Regions from separate parts of the Homo sapiens genome. Here region 2 is linked to region 1. A link is a contact called in ENCODE Hi-C or POLR2A ChIA-PET data. All regions are on one chromosome and are shown on one strand. The core of a region is the stretch at or near the end of the contact, and the rest is flanking DNA. Distances in the headings are between cores, read along the strand shown. Region 1 holds the start of HSD17B8 (hydroxysteroid 17-beta dehydrogenase 8). Region 2 has its middle 53 kb from the start of ZBTB9.

What was found. A loop is a pair of places that touch in the nucleus more often than their neighbours do. ChIA-PET counts read pairs that join two places held with the same protein, here RNA polymerase II (POLR2A). Pooled maps may share reads with other maps.
Region 2: a loop to region 1 is called in a pooled map, with 2.7 times the contacts of the local background. The contact joins the enhancer-like site here to the promoter of HSD17B8 in region 1. A Hi-C loop is called at or near these places in 2 of 50 pooled maps. POLR2A ChIA-PET finds 5 or more read pairs at or near these places in 2 of 52 experiments (HepG2 and activated T-cell).

Annotation. Positions count from the first base shown.
Region 1 is chr6:33,202,772-33,210,406 of GRCh38, reverse strand. It overlaps HSD17B8 (hydroxysteroid 17-beta dehydrogenase 8), which reads right to left and starts at 5,752. Exons shown (of 9, transcript NM_014234.5): 1 at 5,687-5,752; 2 at 5,288-5,505; 3 at 5,070-5,186; 4 at 4,868-4,960; 5 at 4,682-4,767; 6 at 4,495-4,579; 7 at 4,231-4,273; 8 at 3,958-4,032; 9 at 3,576-3,769. The coding sequence starts at 5,738. The coding sequence ends at 3,753. SLC39A7 (solute carrier family 39 member 7) reads right to left here. Exons shown (of 7, transcript NM_006979.3): 6 at 7,301-7,497; 7 at 5,970-6,866. The coding sequence ends at 6,594. RING1 (ring finger protein 1) reads right to left here and starts at 1,907. Exons shown (of 7, transcript NM_002931.4): 1 at 1,763-1,907; 2 at 1,507-1,642; 3 at 621-781; 4 at 277-492. The coding sequence starts at 1,584. It overlaps MIR219A1 (microRNA 219a-1), which reads right to left and starts at 2,572; the gene lies at 2,463-2,572. RefSeq lists enhancers at 4,159-5,039, 5,040-5,922.
Region 2 is chr6:33,503,454-33,511,038 of GRCh38, reverse strand. No RefSeq gene overlaps it. Among named protein-coding and RNA genes, the nearest start is that of ZBTB9, 53 kb to the right of the region's middle. Within about 2 kb of position 2,443, at least 4 of the 41 ENCODE cell types and tissues checked have a DNase peak (open chromatin) inside an H3K27ac peak, as active enhancers do.

The sequences.
Region 1 (7,635 bases), core at 4,503-7,002:
GTGGTCTCAAACTCCTGGGCTCAAGTGATCCTCCCATCCTCACCTCCCAAAGTGCTGGGATTACAGATGTGAGTCACTGTGCCCAGCCCTATATTTTTCTTAAGAAGAGCAGGGCCAGTTGTTTACTAAGAAACTGCAATTTACACCCATGATTTCCAGCCCTAATGATCAGTCTGTGGTCAGCTCCTAGGATGCTGAGGCTTAGAAGCTAGCAGGCAACAAGGACTGACCCACGGACCCATCCCATCAGTTCTGCTTCTCTCCTGACCCTCACACCTGTGCATGGCCTGCATGCGTAGCCCCTCCTCAATGCTGGAGCTCAATGCCTGCTGGTTGTGCAGGCGGCTCAGGCGGATAAGCACTCGGTCTTGATGGGCCTCGTATTCCTCCCGGCTAGGATAGATCTTAGAGATCAGGGCATCAAAGTTGGGGTCTGGCCGTAGGGATCGCTTGGACACCAGCTTCTTTCGGCAGGTAGGACACTCCTTGTTCCTGGGGTAGGAGAAGGGAAGCCCTGAGTGGTCAGTCAAGGGAACTGAAGCCTAGGCTGAACCAAGACCAGTGAGAGGGCCCTAACTTTGTACCCCTTCATCTCATCTCAAACATGTCTCTCCTATTACCCGCTCCGTAGGGCTGTGACAATGCAGTCAGAGCAGAATCTGTGGAGGCACTCCTTGGTGGTCATCGTATTCTTCAGCATGTCCAGGCAGATAGGGCACATGAGTTCTGAATGCAGTGACCGAGGGGAAACAGCAATCTCTGTGCCATCCATTATGGCTTCCTGAAGGCATCAGTGAGTAGAAAGGTGGTGTGGGTTAGAGGGAAAGGGGTTTTAGAAACAGCAGCCCATAAAATAAGAATTTTGAGAAATACAGTGAGAAGACCCATGTTGGTCTCTATAGGAGACAAGAATTCTGAGAAAGAGAAGGACTGATGACTTGGAGCAAATGGAGAAAAGACAGACTTTAGTGTCCATTAACTAAGAGTAGGAGCTTTGGAATAGGAGGATCTGAGGTGGCTAAGTGGCCTAGGAGTGAAGATGGCACAAATCTGTGGTTGGGAAAAACTATTCAACAAAATTTTTTAAAGTCCTGGTGCTACCTGTATTAGAACCCCATAGGGTGCCTGTTAAAAATTCAGATTCTGAGAACCCAATTCACTACTGAATCAGAATGTTGGGGGGCATGAAGCTCTGCTTTTAATAAACTCCCAAAGTGAGTCTTATGTGCACTGACTTATGACACTGAATGAGGAACAGGGAAGGTAATTTTTGTGTTTGTGATCTTTCAAATGAAGATAATAATACTTGTTCCACCTCTCTGGCAGGGCTGTTTTGAGGATTAAATGAGCTAAATGCGAAAGTGCTTTGGAAAGATTAAGGTGATTCAAAGGTAGGGCCAGGCAAGGCAGAATAGAGCAAATTACGGAAAAGAAGCTGTGTGATGCGGTCTGTGGATATAAGGGTTTGGGGGAGGGGGTAAGCCTGAAAGGGAGAATGCCTGTCACCTGCGGGGTCCGGTGCAGCTCATACAGACTCAGTTCCCACGTTTTGCTGGCATTCTGGGCATTCGCCGGCGTCGTCATGGTGACCGGGCGCAGACCCCCCACCAGGGCTCCACAGCCGAGGAGAAGGCGAAGAAGGCTGGGGGTGGGGGGAAGGGGAGGAGGGCGTCAGGGGGGCCGCCCCTCGCGTAGACCCCGCCCCTCCAGAAGCGCCCCTCTCCGCCCCCGCTCCCGCCCCCGCGCCGGCACTGCCCCTCACCCAGCTCCAGCCGTTCGCGCTCCCGCCGCCGCCGCGCCTCTCCCTAGGCCCGGGCTCCTGGGCCAAGTTCGCTCGGTCCGCAACCGCTGCTCAGACAGCAGCTCCCGCCACCGCCGCCGCCATGGCCCGGGCGCTGGGGCCCTACGTCACTTCCGCCTGCTCCTCCGCTACACCCGCTCCCCCCGCCGGCGGAGACGTCACCCACCATTCGCGGCGCGGGTGGGACGGGACGTGGACGCCGCGGTTCTCCCGCCCACGGGACGGGCTCGTCCCGCGTGAGGATCCTGCGTCCCGGGAGTTCTGCGCCACTTAGGGAACCACGGTCTCCGCCCCCGGCCCAGCACCGTCGCGCGGCCAACAACCTTAGCCTCGGTTCCCTTCCAGAGGCCCCCACGCGGGGCCTCAGCTCCGGGGGGCCGGGGCCTGGAATATCTGGGACCCCAGGAGGGGACAGAGGGCTCGTGAAAAGGGCTACCTCCCCCACTCTGCGTACCCTGGCGACTCTGGGGATCAACCCCCCTCACTTCTCCGTAACCCCCATTCCAGGATCCCGGGGGAAAAGGCTGCAAAAGATCTGCCGCTTTAGCCTTCTAGTCCTGAGAACACACCTAGGTCCCGATGTGCCCGGGATTCCCCTTACCACCCTGGGGACTCCCTCCACCCTCTGCTTTGGCTCTCCCTAGACCCTCCGACCCGCTCTCCCGCTCGAGGTTTGGGGGCGGCGGCTCGGGACGTCCAGACTCAACTCTCGGCCGGAGCCATAGACTCGAGAATTGCGTTTGGACAATCAGGAGCCGCGGCCCGGGGCGGGGAAGGGAGGGAGGCGCACGGGAGGAAAGGGGGAATGGAGACACCACGCGGAAACAGGGACATACACAAGATGGAGCTCCCATTGGGAAGGGGGGGTGCGCGTGTGGGTGGGGTACACAGGGGCAGAATGTCTGGAGTGGGAAGTGGGCAGAAGCCTCTTCGAGGACTCTAGAGTAAACGAAGGGGATGGGGAGGAAAGAGAAGAGGAAGGGGCAGAGCGATCCCCATTGAGTGTAGGGAATGAGAGGGATACAGGGCGAGGGGGTGGGGGGCAGTTAGAGACCCTGATGGGCATCTTGTCCCCGCCCGAGCTGAGGCTCCCGGACTTGGGCTGCGGCTGCCAGGGGGTGGCCTGTCCCTGGGACAAGGCAGCAGTGGGTGCCCTCGCCCCCCACCCCAGTTCCCCCCTACTTCCCTGTCCTCTCCTTCAGTCCGTGGCCAGTCCTTATGTGGGCGCCAGAGTCGATTAGCGCAGACCCCCCTCCCCTTCCTCCTCCTCTTCCCAGCCCCCTCCCTCCTGCTCTCTCCAGCCCCTTTCATCGGCTGGTTCATTCCCCTAATCCTGGCCCCCTCCCCTAATCCCCCCCATCCGACCCCAGGCCGGCTGCAGCTATTGTAAGGTGGAGAGAAAGGGGAGGGGGGGACTCAGAGAAAGGAGAGGGGTGGGGGAGGGCCACCTGTTCCAAGACCCCCTTTCAAGGCCAGACTGGACACCAAGATGGGGCCATGAACAAATCACCCTTGGGGACCATAAGAACCCAGGGAGTTGGGGGGAGGGGACTGGTGCTGCAGAACCAGTGGAAAGGGGTGACGCACGAACCCCTCCCTTCAAAAAGACCCGGAGTGTCACGCATACACAGTGACACATACTCTTTCCTCTCACACCCGGCGGCGGGGGTTGCCCTGGGAGACCAGGCAGAGAAAGGGAACAATCCTTCGGGAAAGGGAAAGGAGGGGGAGGTGGGGAAGGGTCTGAGGGCTTGGACACAAGAAGAGCCGGAGGTGGCAGGGAAGAGGACTTGGAATTTATTAGGGTCACAAGCACCCCTGCTTCCCATATTCAGCATTCCTGAACCATACACTGCCACCCCTTTTGTATCCTGGGAACTTAGAGTCCTCATCAGCAGGAGGCCAGGCAGAGTGGTGGGGGGGTGAGCAGAGTCCAGGGTCCTTGAGGCAGTTACATGAAAAGACCTCCTGGGAGGGGCAGAAACATTTGGACAGATGCATGGGTGGAGACACAAATGGGCTAGGGGGTACCCACTTCTGTCCCTGGCCTTGGGAACCTCTGCCCTTCCCAGTGGCTCCAGACTCCCCTTACTTGCTTTCTCATATAGTCTGGGTTCTACTTCTCTGCCCTCTCCCTCCCCATGCTGGCCTCATACCAGTGACTTCCACTGAGGTCCCTGTGATGTATCCACTATCTTCAGATGCCAAGAATGCGACCACATCTGCCACATCTATGAGAATGGTGGGGAGAGGGCAGAATTCTGCTCACTCCCATAGACCCAAAACAGCCATAATCTCCCACCAAAGACATCCCTCCCCACAAACCTCTCCACAGACACCAACCACCAGTCCCCTAGAAAATCCCCAAACTTTGGGGATCTCTTCATTCAGGCCCCCTTCCCAGGGACCCCACTACATTCAGTGCTCACCCTCAGGGTCCCCCAAGTGTCCCATCGGGATCATTTCAGTAATCTGTAAGGAAATACTCATGTGGGTGAAAGCTTCTTTTATGGATTTTTTTGAAGACTGAGTCTGTGACCCTTTTTTGTCTTCATTTCTCATACATTCATTGAATATTTAATGTTTGCCAGGAACTGTGCCCAGTATTCTCTCTCTCTCTCTCTCTCTCTCTCTGTGAAGCCCAGAGAGATTGAGTCTCTGAATGATTCTGCCCTCCACCCACAGCCTCCTACCTTGTCCACCACTTTCTGTGGCACTTTCTGTGTCATGGGTGTTGCAATGAACCCTGGGAGGACAGAGTTACAGCGGATCCCATGTCTGTGGGAAGGAGAGTGGCTGCCGATTCTGGAGAGGGCTGAATGCTGGTACCTCCCTCAGACCCCCCAGGTGCTCCCCAGCACCCTCAAGCATCTGACCAACCGTCCAAGCTCCCGGGCTGCGGTCTGGGTCAGCCCAATCACTCCAGCCTTGGATGCTGCATAGTTTGTCTGCCCCACGTTCCCCACCTATAGGTGAGTCAGAGATGTGGAATGAGTCAGGAGTCTCAAGGAGGGGTTCTCCTCTCTATACCACTTGGCTGGCTGACCTCGTCCAACTCAACCTGACCTTTCCTACGATGCTACTGATGTTGATGATGGAACCACGACAACCATTGGACACCAGGGCTTGTGCTGCAGCCTGAGTGACTAGGAAGGTGCCCTGGCGGGAAAGGGTAACAAGGGAGAAAAGATCAGCTGGGGTGACAGCCCTCCTCCAACTCCCTCCCCAGGCTAAGGGGGCCAAACGTCGCAGGTTCAGAGATCGCCACCTTGAGGTTGACAGCTATGACTTTGTCCCAGTCATCCTCAGACATGTGCAGCAGAAACTCATCCTGGGTGATGCCCGCACAGGACACAACGACAGATGGTGGGCGAGAAAAGCAGGCCTATGGGAGGGGGAGGTTACGCATCAAAAACCCCCCACAAAAAGCCGGGGCAGTGGAGGCAATATCAGAGCTTTAGAGGGGGAAAGTGGCCTAGCGTTCACCTGCACTTGTTCCAGCAGGCACCTGGCGGCCCTGGCCTCAGACACGTCAGCCTGGAAGGCAGCATGGTTCCCTCGGGGCGGCCCCTCCTTGCTCCCTGGCCCGCCCAGCAGCCGCACCGTCTCCTGTGCCGCTGCCCGGTCCAGGTCGCAGGCAGCTACGGTGGCCCCCTCTCCGGCCAGGCGTACACTGACCGCTCGGCCGATGCCGCTCCCCGCACCTGAGGTAGGACAGAACACGCCGGACCGGGCACGGGGAGGAGAGGGCAGGGATCAGAGGTCACAGGGCAGAAAGTAAAATGTGGGTAAGGGGCCAGAGGTCACAGCGGCCGCGCACTCCAAGGGCACGCCCCTGACCTCACTCCAATACCCCAAACCGCCCGGGGAAAGAACCCCCTCAACCTGTGACCAAGGCCAGTGCGGAGCGGAGTCGGTTCTGGAGCTGAGACGCCATGGCGGGCTGTGGGTGGGTGGGAATCCCAGCACTAAGCCAATCCCAGCGCAGAGGGGCGTGGCAAGGGCAAAGCCGGGGCCAATCAAAGGCCCGCCAGCCTTAGGCCATCTGCGGCCACCAGCGCAGGCCGACCTCCCACCGAGGGGGCGTGGCCCGACACTGCTGCTTAGGGGCCCCGGGTGTGGAGAAGACAAGGGGCCCCATTCCCCCCAAAAAGACAAAGACTGCATGTGGGGCGGAAGATCGGAGGTCTTTATTTCCGGTTACCACCCCTCCCCCTCGATTCAAACACAGTGATATAAAAGGAATAGAAACAAAAAAAATCAGGCCATGAGAATACCAACTAACCCTCTCCCACCCCATCCCCCCAATCACTCCCAAATCAGGACACACGATTGATGTTTGATGTTTATCCCCGACTCCTCCTGTTACCCTCTCTGTCCAGGACTCTGGTCTTCCCTGAAGCCTCCACCAACTGGTGGGAGAAAGGAAACTGGACCTTGGAGAACTTCCTGTGTAGCAACTTGGTTCTCCGAGAACAGGTGGGGTAGGGGACACCAGGTAGGCTGCCATCACCCCCTGTCCCTTCCAGCCTTCTTCATGGCCCCATTTAGCCTTCCAAATGCAACATGGTCAGACAGTGCCCAACACTATGGTCCCTCTGGCCTCTCATTCTCACCGCTCCAGCCTCTGTAAGACTGCCAGCCCTTGAAGGCCCTAATGCCAAAGTAACCATTCTCCCAGGCTACAGTTCCTTCCTTTGGCAGATGTCCCTGGCCAGGGCCCCCAACCTCTACGCACCCCTGACCTGGAGTTAGGGGTAGAGGTTTGGGGCAGGGGTAGTTTATCCACCCCTCACTCAAGGTGGGCAATCAGCACCATCATGATAACTCCCCCCAGCAGCCCCAGCACCTCCAGAAGTGATTGCAATGGTGATGCCTCCCTCAGCAGCTCGGGCAACACAGACACTGTTGCTACGTAGATAAAGCCACCTGCAGTAAATGGCAGGACCCAGCCAGGACCTGCACCACCTGCAATTTCACTGCCCACTGCTCCTCCTTCAGTGAGAAGGGCACAGGCTGTGCCTGCCAGTGCCCCTACTGCTGTCAGTAGTTGCAGACGCATCGCCTGATGGGCAGAAAAGAGAAAAAGGCACTCACCAATAGCTAAAGATTATCAGTGGTTTAGAAGTGGCTGGTGGGGTATAGGTATAGGGGACATGGATTTGGAAACTAAACATCAAAATAAAAAGAGAAGAGGGAGCAGTCTAGAATAGACAATTTCTGAAAAATCTTAAGAGATCAGAGGTCCTTTCCACAGACTTTCTGATTGAGTAGGCGTGTGTGTGTAAGACTCCACTAAACCATTCAGATGGTTTATAGACCAGTTTAAGAAATACTGAGCTAAAGGACAAAGTAACCAGAACTTCTTCCCCCTCATTTCTAGAGGACTTGTCAATGACAGTATGAATTGTTTGGAACTAATAAGAGGCTGTTTGGGTTTAGGGTGAGTGAGGAGAGATAAAGGGTTTGAGGCAGCTGTGTTTGGCAGACATCACCAACCTGCTTTTTGCTGCAGCCAGACTGGACCAAGATGGCAAAGTCTCCGACCTCGTGGGGCACTTCATGTAGCAGGACAGTCATTGTGGTCAGGATCCCTAGTCCCCGGCCCCCTCGAAAGGAAGCCCCAATGGCCAGACCATCAGTGAAGTTGTGTGCCAAGTCAGCAGCCAGATTCAGGTACCCCGACACACGCAGGTCTTGTACAGGACAAGAAGAGAAAATGATCAGAGGCTTCCATCACCACTTGTTCCAGTCTTGGTCAGCTATTCTCACACCTCCCCTCAGAGACCACTTTACACCCAGTCCTTTAGTGTTTCTCAGATACCTGCCATTAC
Region 2 (7,585 bases), core at 1,194-3,693, 300 kb before region 1:
TGTTTGCTAATTATTGGTTACTAATATCTTTTTTTTCCTTTTGGTTACAAGTAACAGCTAGTATCTTTCATAGTTATGTTTTCAGGATTAGGGCTGTGCTTAACTGACCTTTCCATAATGTCTATATTTCTTTTGAAATTTGACACATTTTCTAAAAAAGTCCACATGTTTTGTAAAGCACAAATTTAAAACAATTTTTTAACCTATTTTTGGCCAATAGTTATAGGCAAATAGTTCCTATCTAACTGAATAGTCTTTTTTGACTATTAAAGCCTAGCTCCAATGGCTTTATTGGATCATACACACTGAAAAGCGTGTATCATCTTGGAATATTTGAGAAGTGTCTGTTTCATTGCTTACTGTTTTACCAATTGCAAAGTTTTTTCTAAGTGATGTTTATTTCACACTTTTGGAGGGAGGAGAATGTCCCACAGCCAGTCACTTGGGGCCTTGTTTCCAGAAGTGGAGTCCTGGAAATAACCACATCTGTGAGCAGTGGGTGTCTCATGGTATAATGTTACGGTCAGTGTGGCCTAGAAGTGAGCTCCAGCACCCTGCCACCCTCCCGACACAGGACACTAAATATGTAACCAGAAAATAGAAACAAGAATGGCTCCTGTTTCTAGACTACTTAAAAGGAGGGAATCTCTTATTTTTAGATTTAAATTTAAACTTTATTTTTTTTAGAGACAGGGTCTCGTTTTGTCACCCAGGCTGGAGTGCAGTGACACCATCATAGCTCACTGCAACCTTGAACTCCTGGGCTCAAGTGATTCTCTCACCTCAGCCTCCCTAATAGGACTGCAAGCACATGCCACCACACCTGGCTGATTTTTAAACCTTTTTATGGAGACAGGTTCTCCCTATGTTGCCCAGGCTGGTCTTGAACTCTTGAACTCAAGTGATCCTCCCACCTTGGCCTCCCAAAGTGCTGGGATTATAGGCATGAGCCACTGTCGAAAGGAGAGAAACCTTTGCAATGTGAATAGACTTTTCTAAAAGCACACTTGGCTTCATCCCTCAAACTTACTTGATTCTGATGCTTTTTCTCACTCCATAAACTCTTTTACAAAGTTGAATTTACCTGTGTCGTTAAGATAGGTAATTTCCACTGTTAGATCCTTCTTAGAGGTCACTTCCCCTTACCTACTGCTTAATACGACTTTTTTGAGGGGGTGTGATTAAGGACATCATGGGACTAGACTGAGCTTTTTGAAAGCAGGGGCCATTTCTTAGTCATCTTGGGTATCTGCAGCACTTGTTGTGAGTGAAGGAATGAATGAGGATGGAATGAGTGATGCCTGCTCTGCTTTCACATGGCCATAAAGCAGCCATCCAGGTGCCCATTCCCAGGAGGAGGTGGGGTCCATAGTCTCCACCCCCAAGCCCCCACCCCTTCCTGGACCCTGGTGGGAGCCCAAGTGTAAAGCAGCCCAACCCAGGGAAGGGGTTACAGCTGGACAGCCCCCAAAACACAGGAGGGCAGATTGCTCGAGCACCCCAGTCTGAGAACAGTGGGGGCAACATGCCAGAATGGAGGTGAAGGGAACGGAGGGGCAGGGGCGTGAGCTCACCTCCACCCTGTGGCCAAGGAACAGGGGCACAGGGAAAAAGGGAAGGAAACGTCCTGGGCTTAGCAGGAGAGCGCAGACCTGTGAGAGAAAGCGAGGAAGAGCTTGCAATGTTGGGAGGAGAGGCAGGAAAAAAGTTTCCTTTCCTCAGAGGAAAAGGAAGGAGAGCCCAGTTTTAAAAACAAAACCCTCAGCTGCATCCTCTATTACCAAAGATCCCGGGACGCTGATCCTCAACAGCGGAGAGTGGGCTGGGACACAGAGTGGTTCATCCGCCCCCGAACTGCAGACAGCAAGCTGTGGGAGGAGCAGGTTTATGGGCCTTGAAACCCTCTGAGATGGGAGAGATAATTTCCATAAAATCCAGGATTGCTAGAGAGTCGCAGACTTGCTTCTCTAAATGGCTGAAAATAGAAAGTAGGAAGTGAAATTAATAGAGCTGGGAATGAGAAAGAAACAAGGCCATGTGTGCGTATCTTTAAAGCTAGAAAATAATAACCACATCTTCTGAACATATTACATTCCCGATGCCGAACTAAGCAATTTGCACTTATTTAATCCTCATATAACAATCTAAGAAGACGGATATTACAATCTTGTTTTATTGGTGAGGAAATTCTCTCAGAGAAGTTGTTACCACACCTGTAATCCCAGCACTTTGGGAGGCCGAGACGGGCAGATCACCTGAGGTCGGGAGTTTGAGACTAGCCTGACCAACATGGAGAAACCCCGTCACTACTAAAAATAGAAAAATTAGCCAAGCATGGTGGCACATGCCTGTAATCCCAGCTACTCGGGAGGCTGAGGCAGGAGAATCACTTGAACCCCGGAAGCGGAGGTTGTGGTGAGCCGAGGTCGCGCCCTTGCACTCCAGCCTGGGCAACAAGAGCGAAACTCTGTCTCAAAAAAAAAGAAGTTAAGTTACTTGCCCGAAGCCACATAGCTGAGCCCAGTTCCAGCTGACTCAAAAGGGTACGAATTTAGTCACTATGTCGGTTAATTTCAAACTTTGTTTCTTTGTTTGTTTTTGAGACAGATTTTGCTCCTGTTGCCTAGGCTGGAGTGCAATGGTGCAATCTCGGCTCACTGCACCCTCCGCCTCCCGGGTTCAGGCGATTCTCCTGCCTCAGCCTCCTAAATAACTGGGATTACAGGCATGTGCCACCACACCCAGCTAATTTTTTGTACTTAGTAAAGATGGGGTTTCACCATGTTGGTCAGGCTGGTCCTGAACTCCTGACCTCAGGTAATCCACCCACCTTGGGCCTCCCAAAGTGCTGGGATTACAGGCGTGAGCCGTGCCTGGCCTGCTTTCAAACTTTTTTGACTAGGACCCACAGTAAGAAATATATTTTAGACAGGGCCCAGTGGCTCACGTCTGTAATCCCAGCACTTTGGGAGGCCGAAGCAGGCAGATCACCTGGGGTCAGGAGTTCAAGACCAGCCTGGCCAACATGGCGAAAACCCATCTCTCCTAAAAATACAAAAACTAACTGGGCCTGCTTTCAAACTTTTTTGACTAGGACCCACAGTAAGAAATATATTTTAGACAGGGCCCAGTGGCTCACGTCTGTAATCCCAGCACTTTGGGAGGCCGAAGCAGGCAGATCACCTGGGGTCAGGAGTTCAAGACCAGCCTGGCCAACATGGCGAAAACCCATCTCTCCTAAAAATACAAAAACTAACTGGGCGTGGTGTTGAACGCCTGTAATCCCAGCTATTCAGGAGGCTGAGGCAGGAGAATTGCTTGAACCTGGGAGACAGAGATTGCAGTGAGCCAAGATCGCGCCACTGCACTCCAGTGTGGGTGACAGAGTGAGACTCTGTCTCAAAAAAAAAAAGGAAAGATATTTTAGATTCTAAGCCAGCACACATACATATAATTGATAACTAAAAGGAAAATTTTTATAAAATGCATGTACCCTTACTACTTATTATTTAAAGAAGAACCTTAGTCAATAAAATTTAGCAGAGTTTATTTGAGCAAATAATGATTCATGCTAGGTGTGGTGACTAATGCCTGCAATCCAGCACTTTGGGAGGCTGAGGTGGGAGGATCACTTGAACCCAGCAGTTTGAGACCAGTCTGGGCAATATAGTAAAACCCTGTTTCTAAAAACAAACAAACACGCAAACAAAAAAACGCTCTTCCATCACTTGAGGTCAGGAATTCGAGACCAGGCTGACCAACATCATGAAACCATATCTCTATTAAAAATACAAAAAAATTATTCAGGCATGGTGGTGCACACCCGTAGTCCCAGTTACTCGGGAGGCTGAGGTGGGAGAATCACTGGAACCTGGGAGGCAGAGGTTGCAGTGAGCTGAGATCGTGCCATTGCACTCCAGCCTGGGCAACAGAGTAAGACTTTGTCTCAAAAAAAAAAAAAAAAAAGAGAGAGAGAGAATCCATGAAAGAGTGGTTTGTAAAAAAAGCACTCACAAGTGTAAGTTGTAATTTATATCTTATGTATAATTTTTTTATGGGGGACAGAGTCCTGTTCTGTTGCCCAGGCTAGAGTGCAGTGGCGAGATCTCGGCTCACTGCAACTTCCACCTCCCAGGTTCAAGTGATTCTCCTGCCTCAGCCTCCCAAGTAGCTGGCATTACAGATGCGTGCCACCACACCTTGCTAATTTTTATATTTTTAGTAGAGACGGGGTTTCACCATGTTGGCCAGGCTGGTCTTGAACGCCTGAACTCAAGTGATCCACCCGCCTTAGCCTCCCAAAGTGCTGGGATTACAGGTGTGAGCCATATCGCCTGGCCTATATCACATATATATAATTGCCTCTGTCCCCTCCACTAGAATGTGAACCCTTCAAGAGTGGAGAATTCTTTCATTCGCTACCTTGTATTTCCAGCACTTAGCCTAGGGCCAGCCATTTAGATGCTCCTCAATACATTTTGGAGGAATGCTATCATTAATTAATCAATATCTGCCTGAAAGAGGACTCTGGGGGCATGGGCCAGGGCTTCAGCCTTAGTCGTCTTATGTTCAGCATTTTTCTCAGCTACTTGGACATGGAAATGGATGACATATTTATCAAAGTTTCAGGTGGCGAAAAACTGGGGCAGCCAAAGTACTGGATGACAGAATCAGGGTCCAAAAATAACTTAGCAGCCTGGAATGGTGGGCTGAACGAAGATAAAGAATAATAGAGATCTGTATTTTGCCTTTCTGTCTAAAACTTAGCTTCATAAGCACACGATGAGGGGGTAGATGATTTAACAGCAATACATGTGAGGGACTTGTGGTTTTTATTGCAAGCTAATGAATGAAGCAGCAGTATGATAAGGTCACCACCTCTGCAGACTTAGACTGCAAATACAGACTCAGTGAACAAAAGAGGGAGACCAGAGTCCCTCTACTTTATGCGGGTCAAATGACACTGGAAAAACTGGCTTTGTCTGAATGACAATTATTAAGGAAGACATCGACAAATTGCAAACCTTTTTAGAGAACAATATGTTGAACTTGTCTGCAGCACAATTAAGAATTCCTGTTAAGTATAAGACACCATAAAGGTATTGGATGAATAACAAACTAGGAAAAGATATAACGTGTAAAACTAACACATAATTAATATCTAGAGTATTTAAGGAATGTCCGCAAATCAACAAGAGAAAGCCAGGAGCCTGTAAGAGTAAAGGTCACAGGGAATGAGTAGTCATTTCACAGAAGAGGAAGCTTGAACTGTTACCAATATAAGAAAAGACACTAGGATTCACCACTAATCAGATAAATTAAATGAAAACAACAGGACTTCCTTTTTCTGGTAATAGGAGTATAACTCTCTCAAGCAACCCTCCAGCTGAAAACAACTAAATAGTTGAATAAAATACTGAAAACAGGCTAGGCATGGTGGCTCATGCCTATATTCCCAGCACTTTGGGAGGCCAAGGCGGGTGGATCACCTGAGGTCAGGAGTTCGAGACCAGCCTGGACAACATGGTGAAGCCTTATCTCTACTAAAAATTCAAAAAATCAGCCAGGCGTGGTGGCGGGCACCTGTAATCTCAGCTACTCGGGAGGCTGAGACAAGAGAATTGCTTGAACCCGGGAGGCAGAGGTTGCAGTGAGCCAAGATCACACCACTGCACTCCAGCATGGGCAACAGAGTGAGACTCTGTCTCAAAAAAAAAAAAAAAAAAAATACTGAAAACATCTTCTGTAAAGAATTGACAAGGTGGGACAGCATCACTCTGTAGGCAAAGGAGAGAGGAGTCCAGAAGCTGTTCTTTCTCCAGGAACCTTCACCCATTAGGGGAGGGTGGAGGGTTGAGCTTCTGCTGATGATGTATTTTTCCCTGCCTCCCTCCCTCTTTCTTTCTTCCTCTCTCTTTCTTCTTTTCTTTTCTTTTTGTAGAGAAGCCTCACTATGTTGCCCAGGCTGGTCTTGATCTCCTGGCCTCAAGCAATCCTCCTGCTTTGGCCTCCCAAAGTGCTGAGAACCACTGCATCCAGCCCAATGGCCTCTTTCAATGAAAGGATCTGTATCACAGCCCAGCGCTATCCTAGGTGGGAAACCTATCAGGACATCCCCTTTTCCCCAGTGAACTAAAAGTGGACCAACCTGCCAGAATTACAGCCTGGCTCTATTTGCCTGGATAATCCAGGGAACCCCCAAGCCTTGACTTTGGGTAGCCCAAGACTGACAGTGCTCCCAAGCTCCTAGCAGATGCAAACACAAATTCTCTGCAGAGGAAATCACCTTCATCTTGGCCCTTAAATTATTCCCACAAATAATTTTTCAAATATAATGACTAGCATACAGTCAAAGATAACTAGGGACACAAGGAAATTAAGCTTCAGGTCACTGCCCTAGAAGTCCAATTTCTGCAGCTGTGGGACTCCAAATCTAACACCTGGGGGCAGGGATATCATAGAGTCTCTGGCCACCAACAGCTATGTGCCCCAGGACCCAGAGACTGCATGAGTGAGAGAGAGTGTGGGTACATGTGTGTGCCACAATGCTGGAAAGTTCTGCCTGGCAGAGCTGGTATGGTTTTGTGGCATAATATAACTTTTGCAGAGATCCAGAGCTTATGCCTATAATGCCAGCACTTTGGGAGGCTGAGGTGGATCACTTGAAGCCAGGAGTTCAAGACCAGCCTGGGAAACATAGTGACCCTGTCTCTACAAAAAACATTAAAAAAAATTAGCCAGGTGTGGTGGTATGTGCCAGCTACTTGGAGGGCTGAGGTAAGAGGATTGCTTGACTCCAGGGAGGTCAAGGCAGCAGTAAGACATGATTGCACCACTGTAGTCCAGCCTGGGAGACAGAATGAGACCCTATCTCCAAAAAAAAAAAAAACCACCACGTTGTAATTTGTGTAAAGGTGCGAAGGTGCTCTAAGGCCTAGTGGCAGCCCCATGTACATACATTAAATATTACAACTATCTGGCTGGACACAGTGGTTCACACCTGTAATCCCAGTGTGTCCAGAATTGGTGGGTTTTTGGTATCACTGACTTCAAGAATGAAGCCATGGACCCTTGCAATGAGTGTTACAGTTCTTAAAGATGGGGTGTTTGGAGTTTGTTCCTTCTGATGTTCGGACATGTTCGGAGTTTCCTCTGGTGGATTTGTGGTCTCACTGGCTTCAAAACTGAAGCTGCAGACCTTCTCAGTGAGTGTTACAGGTCTTAAGGCAGTGCATCCGAAGTTGTTCATTTCTCATGGTGGGTTCATTGGTTCATGATGTCACTGGCCTTAGGAGTGAAGCTGCAAACATTCATGTTGAGTATTACAGCTCATAAAAGCAGTGCAGACCCAAAGAGTGAGCAGCAGCAAGATTTATTGCAAAACACAAAAGAACAAAGCTTCCCCATTATTAAAGAGGACCCAAGCAGATTGCCACTGCTGGCTCAGGCAGCCTGCTTTTATTTTCTTATCTGACCCCACCCACATCCTGCTGATTGGTCCATTTTACAGAGAGCTGATTGGTCTGTTTTACAGAGAGCTGATTGGTGCATTTACAATCCCTGAGCTAGACACAAAAGTTCTCCA